4 separate regions of the Homo sapiens genome follow, and regions 1, 3 and 4 are each linked to region 2. The links are chromatin contacts, found by Hi-C or POLR2A ChIA-PET in ENCODE. All regions are on one chromosome and are shown on one strand. Each heading gives the region's core, a stretch centred on a gene start or an enhancer-like site at or near the end of the contact. The rest is flanking DNA. Distances are from core to core; before and after follow the strand shown. Region 1 holds the start of ZCCHC4 (zinc finger CCHC-type containing 4). Region 2 holds the start of LCORL (ligand dependent nuclear receptor corepressor like). Region 3 holds the start of ZNF518B (zinc finger protein 518B). Region 4 holds the start of PI4K2B (phosphatidylinositol 4-kinase type 2 beta).

Region 1 (3,271 bases), core at 758-3,257, 7.3 Mb before region 2:
GCTATCGACTGAATGTTTGTGCCCCCTAAAATTCGTATGTTGAAGCCTTAACCCCAATGTGATGGTATTTAAATGAGGCGCCTTTGAGAGGTAATTACGTCAAGAGGGTAGAGCCCTCAGGAATGAGATTAGTGTCCTTCTAAGACAGACAGTGCTTGCTTCCTCTCTCTGGGAAATGAGGATATAAAGAAAGGATGACCCTCTGCAAATCAGGAAGAGGACAGGACCTACACCAGACACTAGATCTGCCAGCATCTTGATCCTGGACTTCCCAGTCTCCAGAACTGTAAGAAACAGATGTCTGTCGTTTAAGCCACACAGCCTATGGTACTTCTGTTACAGAAGCCCAAGCTAACACACAGAAGATCAGCCCCACCCAATATTACCACCTCAGAGAGTCTTATGGGGAAATAAGACTTTGAGACAGTAGTTTAAGATATCAGTAATCAGAGTAAACATGAACTCATTTTCTGAACCAACAAACATAGTATCTCCATCTCTCTTAAGAGATTTATCTTGTATGTTCAGACCGCATATTTTTATTGGTTTACACGTTCTCAACAAAATTGTCACACATACCAAAAATAAAAAATAAATATCCAAAAAGTTGATATACCTTTTCATCTTCCCACTGAAAAAAATTACAGTCTTTTCTATCTCTACAGGCTGAACAGGCATAAAACCTCCGAGTTTCTTCTTTCCCTTGGGTCACCTTTACAAACAGAAGAGTGGGTCCTAGTTCCAGAATAGAAAAAAAAAAAAAAAGTGTCAAGTAATGGTCATCTACGTCAAGTTCTTAGTTTTCGCTGCCCTTAAATAAAATTTGTTTGAGCTTTAGGCACAATTTATCATAATTAAATCCATCTCTTTGGTTGGTTGTTTTTTGTTTTGTTAGGGTTTTTTGTTTTGTTTTCTTGAGACAGGGTCTCCCTCTGTCGCCCAGGCTGAAGCGCACTGGCACAATCATGGCTCACTGAGATCCTGCTTCCTAGCCTCAAGCGATTCTCCCGCCTCAGCATCCCGAGTAGCTGGGACTACAGTTGCGTGTCCCCAGCTGTTTTTCTTTTTTTGTAGACGGAGTGTCATCATTTTTGCCCGGGCTAGTCTCAAACTCCTGGGCTCAAGCGATCAGCCCGCCTCGGCCCCCCAAGTGCTGGAACTACAGGTGCACGCCACCACGCCGGCTTCTCTGTGTTTAATGAATGTTTCTTTTCTCTCTGTTACAACATTCCGGCAGTGACTACTTATAAATAATTTTTGAAAACCGGTCTCTTCAGAAAGAAAATGCTATTGTCGGTACAGTTGCTGTCTACGTTGTGAATATTACAAACCTGAGACTAAAACAAGGAAGGGACTCAGAGAATTGAGGACTTTGACATCTCTTGCGCGGTTACCCTTGCAGTGAAAACCTGAGCTTTGAGCTGGAAACGCCCACTTTCTGTAAGTTAGAGAAAAACTGAGTCTAGTTCGCAGGCAAGAATTACACTGTTTTTCTCCCTAATTTTTTATTTTTGAAGGGAGAGCAAATCAACAAATGAAATCCCCAAGTACTTGTCAACGAGAACTATTCAATACCATGCATTCTTCTCTTTGCCTACTTTTCTGCCCCTTCCCCCCAAAAGAGATGAAATAGTCCTGGAGCCAAAACCACAAGAGTGGAGACTTGCTCTGAATGTTTCTCAAGTAAGTTGAAAAACACCGCGTTCCGAGGAAGGAGTATTTTCTAGGCAGCACACTGGTGAGGGAAAGAGGCGGGTAAAAATACAGGAGCCCCAAAAGCCACTTCCAAGCCAACTCACACCCTCAGCGCCCGGCAGTTAGGCTGAGCCCAGACTCTGACCCACCGTGAGGGCACAGCGGGGCGGGGACGGCAGGATCCAAAGGAAGCACCACCTCCATTCCCGAGCTTCCCCGGCACCCTGCGCTGCCCTCTGCCTCCACGGCTTCAAACCCATTCCTGGAGGCCGCCATCTTCCCGCCGCCGTCCCGAAAGCCTCAGTACGAAACAAGAATGCTGAGAAAGAGCGCCCCCGCGACCCAAAGCGACCCACAGCGCCCCCAGGCGCTTAGGAGGAGCTTGGGCGGGGGCTGCCGCGGCGGAGGCCACGCCCCGAAACGCAGTCCCCGCCCACCTGGGGGCTGCACCTAAGCGGCCCCTAGCGGTGGGGCTCGCAGGTCACTTGCGGGACCTGTGCCATGAGCTCAGCGCATGAAGCACCCTCCTTTCTTAAGAATATAGCCAGGAAGTGAGATGATTCGAACAAAGACTTGGTTGTATTGTAGGTCCAAAAGGCAGCATTACCACCTCTGCCAAATAGCTGAAATGGCTGCAGCAGCTGTGATTTAAGGATCATTCTTTGTTTTTCAAAGTCACAGTCACTGCATCATCCTCTGTAACTTTTGGACAATGCTGAAAGTTGCACATCATAGTTGCATACTCATTGACATTTATACATAAGAAAGAAAGAAAACCGTCCTGATTTGCAGATGACATGATTGTCCACATTTTAAAAATCCGAAAGAATCTATCAGGAAAACACCTCCGGTTTAAACTGAGTTCAGCAAGGTTGCAGGATATGAGATAAACACACAAACATCAACTGGATTTCTAAATACTAGCAATGATCACAAGAACACTAAAAAATAGAATACCACTTACAATCACTCAAATAAATGAAATAGGTGTAAATCTAACGAAATATGTACAGAGCTTTATGTATGCTAAAAACTCCAAAATGCTTGATTAAAAAAAATCAAGGCTGAGTGCAGTGGCTCACACCTGTAATCCCAGCACTTTGGGGGGCCAAGGAGGGAGGATTGCTTGAATCCAGGAGTTCGAAACCAGCCCGGGCAACAAAGCGAGACGACATCTCTAAAATAAATAAGCAATTTTTAAAGTTTTTTAAAAATCAAAGAATAGCCGGGCACGGTGGCTCACGCCTATAATCCCAGAATTTTGGGAGGCCAAGGCAGGTGGATCACAAGGTCAGGAGATCGAGACCATCCTGGCTAACACCGTGAAACCCCGTCTCTACTAAAAATACTAAAAATACAAAAACAAAAAAATTAGCCAGGCGTGGTGGCGGGCACCTGTAGTCCCAGCTACTCGGGAGGCTGAGGCAGGAGAATGGCGTGAACCCGGAAGGCGGAGCTTGCAGTGAGCCGAGATTGTGCCACTGCACTCCAGCCTGGGTGACAGAGTGAGACTCCGTCTTAAAAAAAAAAAAAAAAAATCAAAGAATAAACAAATGCAGAAACATACTGCATTCAT
Region 2 (3,272 bases), core at 428-2,927:
GATCAGGAAAACTGCAAAGGCTGATCATCGTGGCAATTGTGAGTGGAAGTGGTTAACTAAAACCATCCACTGACAATTCCAAAATCACCTTCACTAGTGATTTCACCTGCACTCCAATTGTGACCGTTCTAGAAAAGGTGATTATGCGTTCAAACTTTATTATTTTTAACTTATGAAGATGCAAAATTACATCTTCACTACTGAAGTCATAATGAGCAAAGAAATACTTTCTCATAGGAAGAAAAAGAAGGTGGATAAGGATAAGCCACAAAACAGGGAAGGTGGTACTGAATTCAGAGTTTATGAGATTTCCAAGAAGAATTAAACATATTTCCCACAGACTTGTGAATAAATTTCCAGAAATACACAGTACTTCTTAGCAAACGTTGGGTAGCTTAGCTTCGGCTTGATAAACTGCACTTATACGGAAACAAACGCACAATCGCTCTGGTGCAAAAGTAAAAACTGTGATTGGAGTCTGTATTTAAACGTAAGATTCCTCTCTAGCTCTCTCTGAAGAAGTTATTTTCTCTAGCACGTGGTAGAATTCATTCCATTAACCTTTGTAAAGTGCTTAATCCCGTGTCACGCACTGTACTAGGGTCTAGCGAGTGACAGATGTCACGGTACAGAGATCTCAGTGGGTCGCTGCCCTCCAGGAGCTTATAAAGAAAATTTTCCTTCTGCAGTTTTCAGCCGGCTACACCCAGTCCCCTGCAAGTAATTTTCAGTGAAAAAAACCCGCATCTTTTTCCTAGTCCTTGCAAATATTCTGGCTTTCCGAGATCTCTTCGCCTTGAATACCGAAGTCACTCCGGGATCTCTCTCTGGACGTTTGGCAGTTATTCCAGATGTAGCCGAATGACCGGCTTGCCCTTTCCCTGCGGAGTGACAGGAAGACAGCGACCCCGGAAAGTTTCCAGCACTTAAAACGCAAAGCGCAGCCTGAACCCACAAGGAGCCGACAACTCTTGCGGCTTCCACCACCCTTCTATCGCGGAGCCTAAGGAAGCTAAAGCAGTCGGGTCAGACCCGGCCACCGGGCAGCGCATGGTTCCGGGCGCAGGGAGCGACAGACTCAGCCCCCCAGCGGCGCGGCGCAGAGAAGTTGCAGGCCAGCCTGCATACCCAAGTGCGGGGGGGAAGAAAAACAAACAAACAAAAAAAATCCTTTCTTCTGGACTACAATGACCGGCAAGCAACGCGCCACGGCGCCAAGTTCAGCTTCGGGATCCTGGCGAAATGGAGCCTGGGAAGTGAAGTCTCCGGACTGTCGGAGTCCCGTAGTGAAGGCAGAAAGTAGGCGTTGCTAGTCCGCTCCACTAGCACGCCGGTTCCTGGCTGGGCTCCGGGTCTCTCGCTCCCGCTCAGGGTTTTCGCGGGCGGCGGGAGCGGTATGGCTCGCCTGAGTAAACTCCAGCGGGAGGGGGAGGAGGGTAGTGGGTGGGGAGGCGGGGTCAGCGGAAGCGGCAGGTTGCTTCCTTCTCCTCTGGCTCCCTCCCCGCCTCTCCCTGAGGGAGCGGTGGGAGGGGGAGGGCAGGGCAGAGGGAAGGTAGTGACACGTGTCAATCAACCCCCCTCCGGGGGGCGCGCGCTCCGGGGCTCGCGCCGAGGGCTCGCGCCCCTGCCTCGTGCCTGCGCTGCTCGTATGTAAATGAGGGCGCGTGACGCGGGACGCAGATGGACAAGGGAAGAGAGAGAATGGCCGCTGCCGCCGCCGCTGCTGCCGCCGCCGCCGCCGCCGCTCAGTGCCGGAGCCCTCGGTGCGCGGCGGAGAGAAGAGGATTCCGGCGGGAACTCGACTCTTGGCGCCACCGCCTCATGCACTGTGTAGGTAAGAGAGACGCGGGCCGGGGCCCCGGGCTCCGCGCGGCGACCGCTGTCGCAGCCCGAGGAGTTTGTGGCTGAGGGGTTTAGTTGAATCTCCCGTTCGGGTTAGTTCGGTGGGGGAGCGAGATGGGAGCGGCGCGGCGCGGCGGCCCCGGCGCTCGCCTTTTGTCTTGCGGGCTGCTGGCCCGGCGCGGTCCGCGCTCCTTCGCCTTCCCAGCTCTTGGGCTCCCCGGGAACTGTTAGTTTGGACCCGCTTGCTGAGCCCCCGCGGAAGCCGCCCGCTCGCTCTCTCCCCGAAACTCCTCGGCGCCCGTCGCTGCCCGCCGTCGCCCGCCGTCCACCCTGACAGGACGGAGGAAGCGGCCCGGTGGGTCGGCGCCCTGGCGGAGGAGAGCCGGCGGGCAGGGCGGCCGGAGGAAGGCGGGCTGGTCCGCGCCCCCGCCGAGCGCACACACACCCCCTTGTCGCCGCCGGGGGCCGGGTGAGCAGACGCGGCCAGTTCCCGGGGACCTGGACCTGGAGACCCACGGGCACTCGCAGGGCGGGGGCCGCTGATGGGCCGGCTGGGGGCGAGGGGCGGCGGGGGCGTCGTCCGAGGGGCGGGGGGCGCCCAACTCTGCCCTCTCGCGCTCGGCGGCGGCGCTGTGTGTACCCCTTTAAGAAGGAGCCGCTTGAGCGCTGACGGTTGGGATTTGAAGTTCTTCCTCCCTCTTTGGAAGTCTGGACGGATGGGGGGTGTTGCCACGGCAACGACACCCTCCCCCCCGTCTGCTTGCGGACGCCCCGACGACTCTGGTCCTCTTTCACTGTCATGTGATGGACTCTTCCTTACACACACACACACATATACACGCATACGCATCGCCCTCCCCACCTCCCATCCCCATTCAACTGCAATTCCCTCTTTTTGGTTGGATCTGAATCGTTTTGCCTCAAACTTCTGGGCTTGGGGCTCTCACCCTGTGGATTGTTTAGGGTGACAGGAATGGTGGGACTCCCGACCTTGCTGCAGTCGCTTTTTTTTTTTTCTTTTTTTGCCTAAGACGAATGCATAGAGCTGTTATCCAGCAGGTTGGTTTAGTGGGCTTAGAGGGGCGAACACGGATTATGGAATGGGGCGCGTTGTGGGTGTTTGTTTTGGAAGGGGGTTATGGGTGGGAGTGTAGGGGAAGAGGTAGAAAGGAAGGTTGTATTGTGTAAGCAGTGGATAGTGGCAGCAGCTTGCTCTACTGGCGAGTGAATCTTGGCATTTGGAGTTGGGGAGTAACCCTAGTGTCTTAAGAAAACAACTCTCTTACCTTGTTTCCATCTGCTCTGGCACCACCTCGCACCCCCGACCCCGCCTCCCATGTATTTGGTTAACGTCTTAAGATCTTTTTTTGACTAGTAGAGAAGAGATCGTATTAGGTTAAACTTAATACAATTTCAGTTCAGAAATGTGT
Region 3 (3,171 bases), core at 265-2,764, 7.6 Mb after region 2:
TTATAAGGAGAGTTGCCTCTCCTTATAAAGTTTAGGACAATTTTCTAATGTCTAGACCTCAGATTCTCCAATACTTAGAATTAATAGTTTTTCCTGATGTGGCTCTGTTTGCCACTAGAGATTTTCAGGCAGTGGCTCCTAGTTTGGATTCTCAATGCCTTTCCCAACTTGACCCTACTCTTGAGGGAGACTTTGAACTCTCTGGCATATTCTCTCTGATAGGTGCTATCTGCACATAAATGTGTTTTTCTGAGAAGAGGTTCCTTAGCTTTTCTGAGCCCTAGGAGATAGAAAACCAGGACCCTAGCAGCTCCCTGATCAGGACCGAGGTTAGGAGCACTGCAGCCTAGGGCAGGAAGAAGGATTTGCTCTCTGGGCTGCTATTTTCTCTGCCCAGCTCCTGATACTTTAGTGGTGGAGGTTTTGCCCAGCTGCTGGACTTGTGGCTGAGCCTGTCTTCTTCAACTCCGCTTCTCCGTGTGGCAGTACTGCCCAGGCCCACATCTCCTCCGTGCAGCATACTGGCCGCTGTCCGTGCACGCCGACCTTTGGCCGCCAACAGGAAGGTGATGGAAACCAGCCTTGCCCCGCCCCCGCCTCCAGAGCTTTGAAATAAACTTTAGCTGTTCATCCCGAAGAAACTGTACTTCCCAGTGACGCTGCTCCCATGCCTCAACCTGCCCCTGCTGGAGAGCTGTTTCACTTTGTGGGGAGTCACTGATTGTGCGGGACCTGGCAATATGGTCTTCTTCTTTCCTCTTAGAGGCTCTATTCTAAATATGTCTTCCTTCCGGACCGTAGATGCAGGTGTATCTAGAGGGCAGTTGGCTCGCCCAAAATAGCACCGAAGTCCAGGAGGCAGGAAAGAAACTCTGGCATTAAATGAGCTCACACCCTCTCCAGACTCCCACAGTCATTGTCCCCTCTGACCCTCGCAACGCCCAACTGCTAGAGGAGGCTTTGCGCCTCACATACGACCTTCCCCGTCTTCAGAAATGAAGACACTGAGAGAGGTCAGGGGACTTTCTCGCCAAGGTCCAGCAGCTAAGATGTAAAGGAGTAGGGAGAGTCAGGATTTGTACCCAGGACTTCAAGGCCATCTCCTTCACTGAAGCTCTCCAAGAAGACGAGTTTGGAGGCTGAGGACCTGAGCTCCTCTTCTCTCGCTTTCACTCACCCACTGCAGGACTGCAGGCTCCAGGGAGGCAGGCGCCAAGGCCGCCCTCCGCGGGACCCGGTACAAGGCAGGCGCCCCGGGATGGCAGACTGGGCCAGGACCGAAGCCGAATCCTTCTTTTGCCTGCGGCATGGCTAAATGTGGACCTCGCTCGCTACGGTGCGAACGTGTTGGGTCAAGCTCTAAGCCCAGAAGTGGGGCTCGGCTGGGTCTGAGGCTCCCCGCTCTGGACAGCTTAGAAGCCCGGCGGGGGCGGGCGCAGCCTTAGAGACCTCAGGCGCCGGCCTCGCTGGAGCCGCGCCGCCGCTTCACATTGCGCACGCGCGGGGCTGGCGCGGGCTCCGCCCCCCGGGTAGGGACCTACAGCGGGCGCGGCGCCGGCGGTCTGCGGCCGGCGGTGTAGACGCCCCTTCGCCGGGACCTGGCACCCGAATCCGGCCTGCCGGGTAAGTAGCTGAGCGGGAGGGCGAGGGCCCCCGGATCCGCGTGTACGTGACCGAAGCGCCAGCTGCGGCCGGGTCGTGGGGGCGCGCGGGGCGGGGGCCTGACGGGGCCAGGCCGGGGCGGGTCGAGCGGCCGCGGCCCCGCGTGCCCGCGCTGAGGGCTGGCGTCGTGGCAAGTGGCACCGGGTAGGCCGAACGCGGGCTCCGGCTGGTGGGCGTGGGGCACCGGCTGGGGTGGGGGCCCGGGCCGCGGCTTGGCGCGCGTTGAGCAGGTACGCGGGCCTGGCCTAGGGTCGGGGTCCGGCCCGGCGCCCCCAGCTCGCCTTTGTGCGCCGCGACCCCGCGGACTCGGCCGACGCGCCGGGGCGACCGAGGCGGGGGTGGCAGCGTCCCGCGGGGCCGTTCGTGTGGCGCCGCTGGCCCGGCCTGCGCTCCCCGCCCCCAGCGTTATGAAGGATGCCTCCTCCGAGGGCTCCTACCGTCCGCGCCGAGCAGGAAGTGTCGTCAGGAGGCCATTTTTAAAGCCTCCTGCGGGCCTCGGAGCTGAGCGTTGACGGTTTTGGTTTTCTTCGGTTGGAAGAACCCCGGCCTTCCCTCGCGGCGAGCGGGACGCGCCTGGGAGACGACGATGCGCCCGATGCACCTGGCCTCGTCCTCCGAGCGCCCAGGCTCAGGCGCGCTCGCCTCGGATGCTGCCTGCCATCGGGGGAGCGTGCCGACAATAAACTCGAAAACCAGCCTGGCATTGTCTTTCCTTGAGAGGGTCAGGGGTGGGCTCGTCCATCGAGGTCCTGCGCATCTTTTACGGGGGGCGAGGACATAGGAGGTTGAGAAGAGATGGTGAAGGTTTGAATTGTTCCAAATGCTGATGTCATTGTGGGACCTCCCCATACCGGCCTGCCCGTCTTATCTTGGTGTCTTTGGGGTTTGGGGCTCTGTAAAGCCAAGAAATTGCAGGGTTCAAAAGAATGAAAGTTTCTTAACCAGAAAGGAAAAGCCAAAAGAGCGAACGGGAGAAAACACTTAAGTCTTTATAAGTTGGGTAGTTAATGTATCCCGTTACAATACCTCTGACTTTAAAAATTGTAATAATGAACGATTTATCAACGTAACATTAAAAAAAAAAACTACAGAGCATTATGTCCTATTTAAAAGTACAAATCTACGTAGCTAAACTCTAATGTTGTGTTAGACTCTTTAAACCATCTTAAGTTTAGACTTGAAATCACCAAGAATTAAGACAAACCTGGGTCTCTAGAAGCTTGCAGTACTCTTCTACAGTAGAGCAGAGACTGAGGATGGGAATACATCTCTTTTCTCTCTCTTGAGTCACATATGCAAAGTTCAGCCCAGCATATGATGTCAGTACACAGCCAAGGGTTCAGAAAATATTGTTTTAGAAACCAATGTTATATACTGTTGTCTCTTTGAGTAGAATACAAATAGTTCTTTTTTAAAATTGTGTGATATTGATATCTTTAACTAGGATGCAATTTTTAAAAGTTACTTTCATCTTGGATCAAATTTAGCCTTCAAAAATAACACTTTTTT
Region 4 (3,227 bases), core at 413-2,912, 7.2 Mb before region 2:
AAGTAACATATACCCAAATTGCCAATGTAGCTAGGCAAATGCAGACCCGTTTGTGATCTGGTTTCAGCTTCACGTTGTTTGGTTAAACGTCAATGCATCCATCAGGTAACATTATAACGGGAGCAGACGTTGGTTAAAGCTTAAACAATCAGACAAACTGCTCCCCTTGGGATTCTCTGATTTATTTACTCTAGAATATGCCTGAATGTAGCCTCTAGCTAGAACTTGAGTGACCGATTCTATCCAAAATTCTTTAAACTGTAAAGGACACATTAGTGTACCACTAACAGTACATTTAAAATCTAACAATTCCAAAAAAAACTAAGCAGTGTTAAAGAAACTTCCATTTTCTGTGGTTTTTAAGTTGTCATGTGTGAAGCGATAAACCAACCGGGTGCACAACATCTCATTTAATCCATCCTCACAACCAGCAGGGAGGTGTACCATCGCCTTTTTACAAACAAGTCTGTCTCACCTCTAGCTGAGAGTCTTACAAGTCTCTTGCTATTTCCATCACATTTGTCTAACTCCATTCAACACGCCAGAAAAACTCACTTTATTAATAAATATCCAGGCCTGCACAGCATACCTAAATTTAACCTTCAACATCATTTCAACTGCCCTGTTTCGCCTGAGGTTATCAGTCCGCTTAATAGCGAAAAGAGGTTTTTCGTTTTGGTTTTCTTATGTATTAGAAGTAAATCAAGAAAGAGAAACTAAACTGTAAGAGGGCAGGAACAGACTTTCAACTGCTTTTGCCCCCTGTGGCTAACTTCATAATAACAACATTTAATAGAAAAAGGTTTTGAAACGTGCCCCAGTGGCAACTGGATATTCTGGCTGTCCATCTCTCTCCTGTCATCCACTTTGCAAATTCACCACTCCGGGAACTTTCCTGAGAGTTCAAGGTTCTTAATTCAAAAGTCAAGTCCAAACTTGAGCAAGGACTTACGTCATTTTACAGCGTTAACCTCTCCCCAGTGTCGGTTTCTAGAAGTTTTGACTCACTTTGCGGGGAGGTCTAAAGAATCGGTTTAATGACAACCACTGGCCTTAGGAGAGGGAGCTCCCGGAGAAAGAGCGAGCAAGCTAGGTGCCCGCGGTGCGGCTGCGGCTGGCGCCGGTCCGAGCTCGGGAGCTGCTGCCCAGCGAGCGGGGAAAGCCCGTCCACCTCGGCCAGCGCGCGCGGGAGACAGGACCGAGCCGGGCGACAGGGGCAGCCGCCCGGAGGGGCGCGGGGAGTGGGGCAGGGCCGGGTCGCACCTGAAACCGCGGGGCGGCTCCGGTCCAGCTCGGCGGACGAACTCCGGGAGACCCCCACGTCCCCGGGCGGGAGGGGCAGCTCCTCGTCGCCGGCCTCGCCCTCCTCCCCGGCAGCGTCCAGCAGCCTCACGGCGCTGCCTGGGGCGCCTCTCCGCGGGTGGGCCCAGGCGATCCGCGGTAGCAGCGGCTCCCGCTCCCCATCCTCCTCCTCCTCCGGGCTCCCGCCGTCCGCGGACGCCAACCGGTCGGGCTCGGAGGGATCCTCCATGGACTCCCTCTGCTCCCTCCGCGCTGAGACCAGATCAGAGCAGCCAGGTGCCAGAGACTGGGCTCTGCATGGCGCGGAACGGGAGCGACCGGGTAGAACGGACGCCACCTCACCAGCGCACGGGCACGCTTGGCGCCCGCCCAGCGGTTGTCCCGCCTCGCCGCCGGCCGCGCCCCACCTCGCGCCTCCGCCAGGCACCACCCCCGCGCCTGCGCAGAAGGGTCGTGGCGGCGGCGGCGGCGGCAGCGGGGCACGTGGGAGTGAACAGGGGGCGGGGCTTTTGAGGGGTCAGGTGGGGTGGGGCCGCCACCTGCTTCCGTGAGCGCGGGGAGAAGCTGGGCACAGCTCGCTTTACTCCCAGTGGAGGGCGGGAAGGTGAGTAATTTTCAAAGAGGTGCCCTCCTGCAACCAAAAGCGGCTTCTCCCTGACAGAATTCTCTCTCAGAGTTTACCATAATCTGTAACTATAGATTTAATTGTATGACATTTCTTTCCTCCAGTAGACGTCCAGGAGGGCAGGGACCTTGTCTTTGTTCAGATATTCTTGATAGTGGCAGTTTGTATGTTTTCTTTTTCTGACTAATCTAGCTAGAAGTTTATCAATTTTTAAATCTTTTCAAAATGTCATGTTTTGGTTCCATTGATTTTCTGTTTTCTGGTCCATTGCCTTATTTTGCTCTTTATTGCTCACTTGAGTTTTGATTTCCTCTTCTTTTTCTAGTTGCTTAGAGTAGAAGATGATTGATTCTGGATCTTTCTGCTTTTCCAATGCTAGTATTTTAAGGCTATAAATTGCCCTCTAAGCACTGCTTTAGCTGAATTCTCCTTTTTTTTTTTCTTGGTGGTTGTTATTTTTGAGACAGGGTCTCACTTTGTTATCCAGGCTGGAGTGCAGTGACACAATCATAGCTCACTGCAGTCTCAACCTCCTAAGCTCAAGGGATCTTCTCAGCTTTAAACTGTAGAAGACACAGTAGCTGGAACTGCAGGTGTGCACGACCACATCCTGTTAATTTTTAAATTTAAATTTTTTGTAGAGATGGGATCTCACTGTTGCCCAGATTGGTCTTGAGCTCCTGGTCTCAAGCAGTCGTCCTGCTTCAGCATCCCAAAATTCTGGGATTACAAGCATAAGCCACCTTGCCTGGCCTGCTACTGTGCTTTTGTTTTCCTTCAGCTGAAAATAGTTTTTAATTTCCTTTATGATTTCCTCTTTGACCCTGTAAAGGAAAATAAAAATCTCAGAACCACCCCCCACCCCCAACTTGTTATGTCAAAGGGAGAGTTAAGCCTGGAGACTGAAGTCACTCAACACTACAATGCTTTTCCCAAATGGATAGCTGTTACTTCCCATAGTTGTATTAAAACTTTATATGTTAGCCAGACCCTCCTCAAAATGCAAAAAAAAGCCTTATGCATCTCAGTCTCAGGATGACTGTCCTCAACAAATTAATCATAGTAAATTCTTTACTGGCCCTTAAACCTTTCAAGATGTATATCCTTCCATAAAACAAGGACGTGTCAATTGTATAACTTTAAGTCTGCAACCTAAATCAAACTGGTACAACTAAAGTCTGTTAAATTTCACATGGATAAATTCAGTTACAAGCTTATCTTCCCAGATGCAGAACAAGGATAAGATCAATCATTCCTTCACCTGAGATATCTGTATAATTAACTTCCTTTACTCCATTTT

Evidence for each region. A loop is a pair of places that touch in the nucleus more often than their neighbours do. ChIA-PET counts read pairs that join two places held with the same protein, here RNA polymerase II (POLR2A). Pooled maps may share reads with other maps.
Region 1: a map of naive thymus-derived CD4-positive, alpha-beta T cell shows a loop between it and region 2 (12-fold over the local background). The contact joins the promoter of ZCCHC4 here to the promoter of LCORL in region 2. A Hi-C loop is called at or near these places in 1 of 168 maps with a recorded cell type or tissue (naive thymus-derived CD4-positive, alpha-beta T cell) and 7 of 50 pooled maps. POLR2A ChIA-PET finds 5 or more read pairs at or near these places in 1 of 52 experiments (H1).
Region 3: a map of CD8-positive, alpha-beta T cell shows a loop between it and region 2 (22-fold over the local background). The contact joins the promoter of ZNF518B here to the promoter of LCORL in region 2. A Hi-C loop is called at or near these places in 3 of 168 maps with a recorded cell type or tissue (B cell, CD8-positive, alpha-beta T cell and naive thymus-derived CD4-positive, alpha-beta T cell), 1 of 37 single-sample maps with no recorded cell type and 6 of 50 pooled maps.
Region 4: a loop to region 2 is called in a pooled map, with 30 times the contacts of the local background. The contact joins the promoter of PI4K2B here to the promoter of LCORL in region 2. A Hi-C loop is called at or near these places in 9 of 50 pooled maps.

Annotation. Positions count from the first base shown.
Region 1 is chr4:25,311,510-25,314,780 of GRCh38, reverse strand. It overlaps ZCCHC4 (zinc finger CCHC-type containing 4), which reads right to left and starts at 2,007. Exons shown (of 13, transcript NM_024936.3): 1 at 1,845-2,007; 2 at 617-735. The coding sequence starts at 1,971. RefSeq lists enhancers at 1,889-1,948, 1,477-2,353 and silencers at 1,947-2,151, 2,159-2,228.
Region 2 is chr4:18,020,160-18,023,431 of GRCh38, reverse strand. It overlaps LCORL (ligand dependent nuclear receptor corepressor like), which reads left to right and starts at 1,677. Exons shown (of 8, transcript NM_001394446.1): 1 at 1,677-1,834. The coding sequence starts at 1,681. RefSeq lists an enhancer at 1,046-1,305 and silencers at 1,356-1,815, 2,136-2,465.
Region 3 is chr4:10,455,769-10,458,939 of GRCh38, reverse strand. ZNF518B (zinc finger protein 518B) reads left to right here and starts at 1,514. Exons shown (of 3, transcript NM_053042.3): 1 at 1,514-1,623. RefSeq lists a silencer at 1,399-2,038 and enhancers at 2,169-2,328, 1,591-2,406, 2,389-2,448.
Region 4 is chr4:25,232,468-25,235,694 of GRCh38, reverse strand. PI4K2B (phosphatidylinositol 4-kinase type 2 beta) reads right to left here and starts at 1,662. Exons shown (of 10, transcript NM_018323.4): 1 at 1,264-1,662. The coding sequence starts at 1,531. LOC105374535 (a long non-coding RNA gene) reads left to right here and starts at 1,830. Exons shown (of 4, transcript XR_925490.3): 1 at 1,830-1,906. RefSeq lists enhancers at 773-902, 835-1,334, 1,335-1,836 and silencers at 1,123-1,182, 1,223-1,462, 1,563-1,872.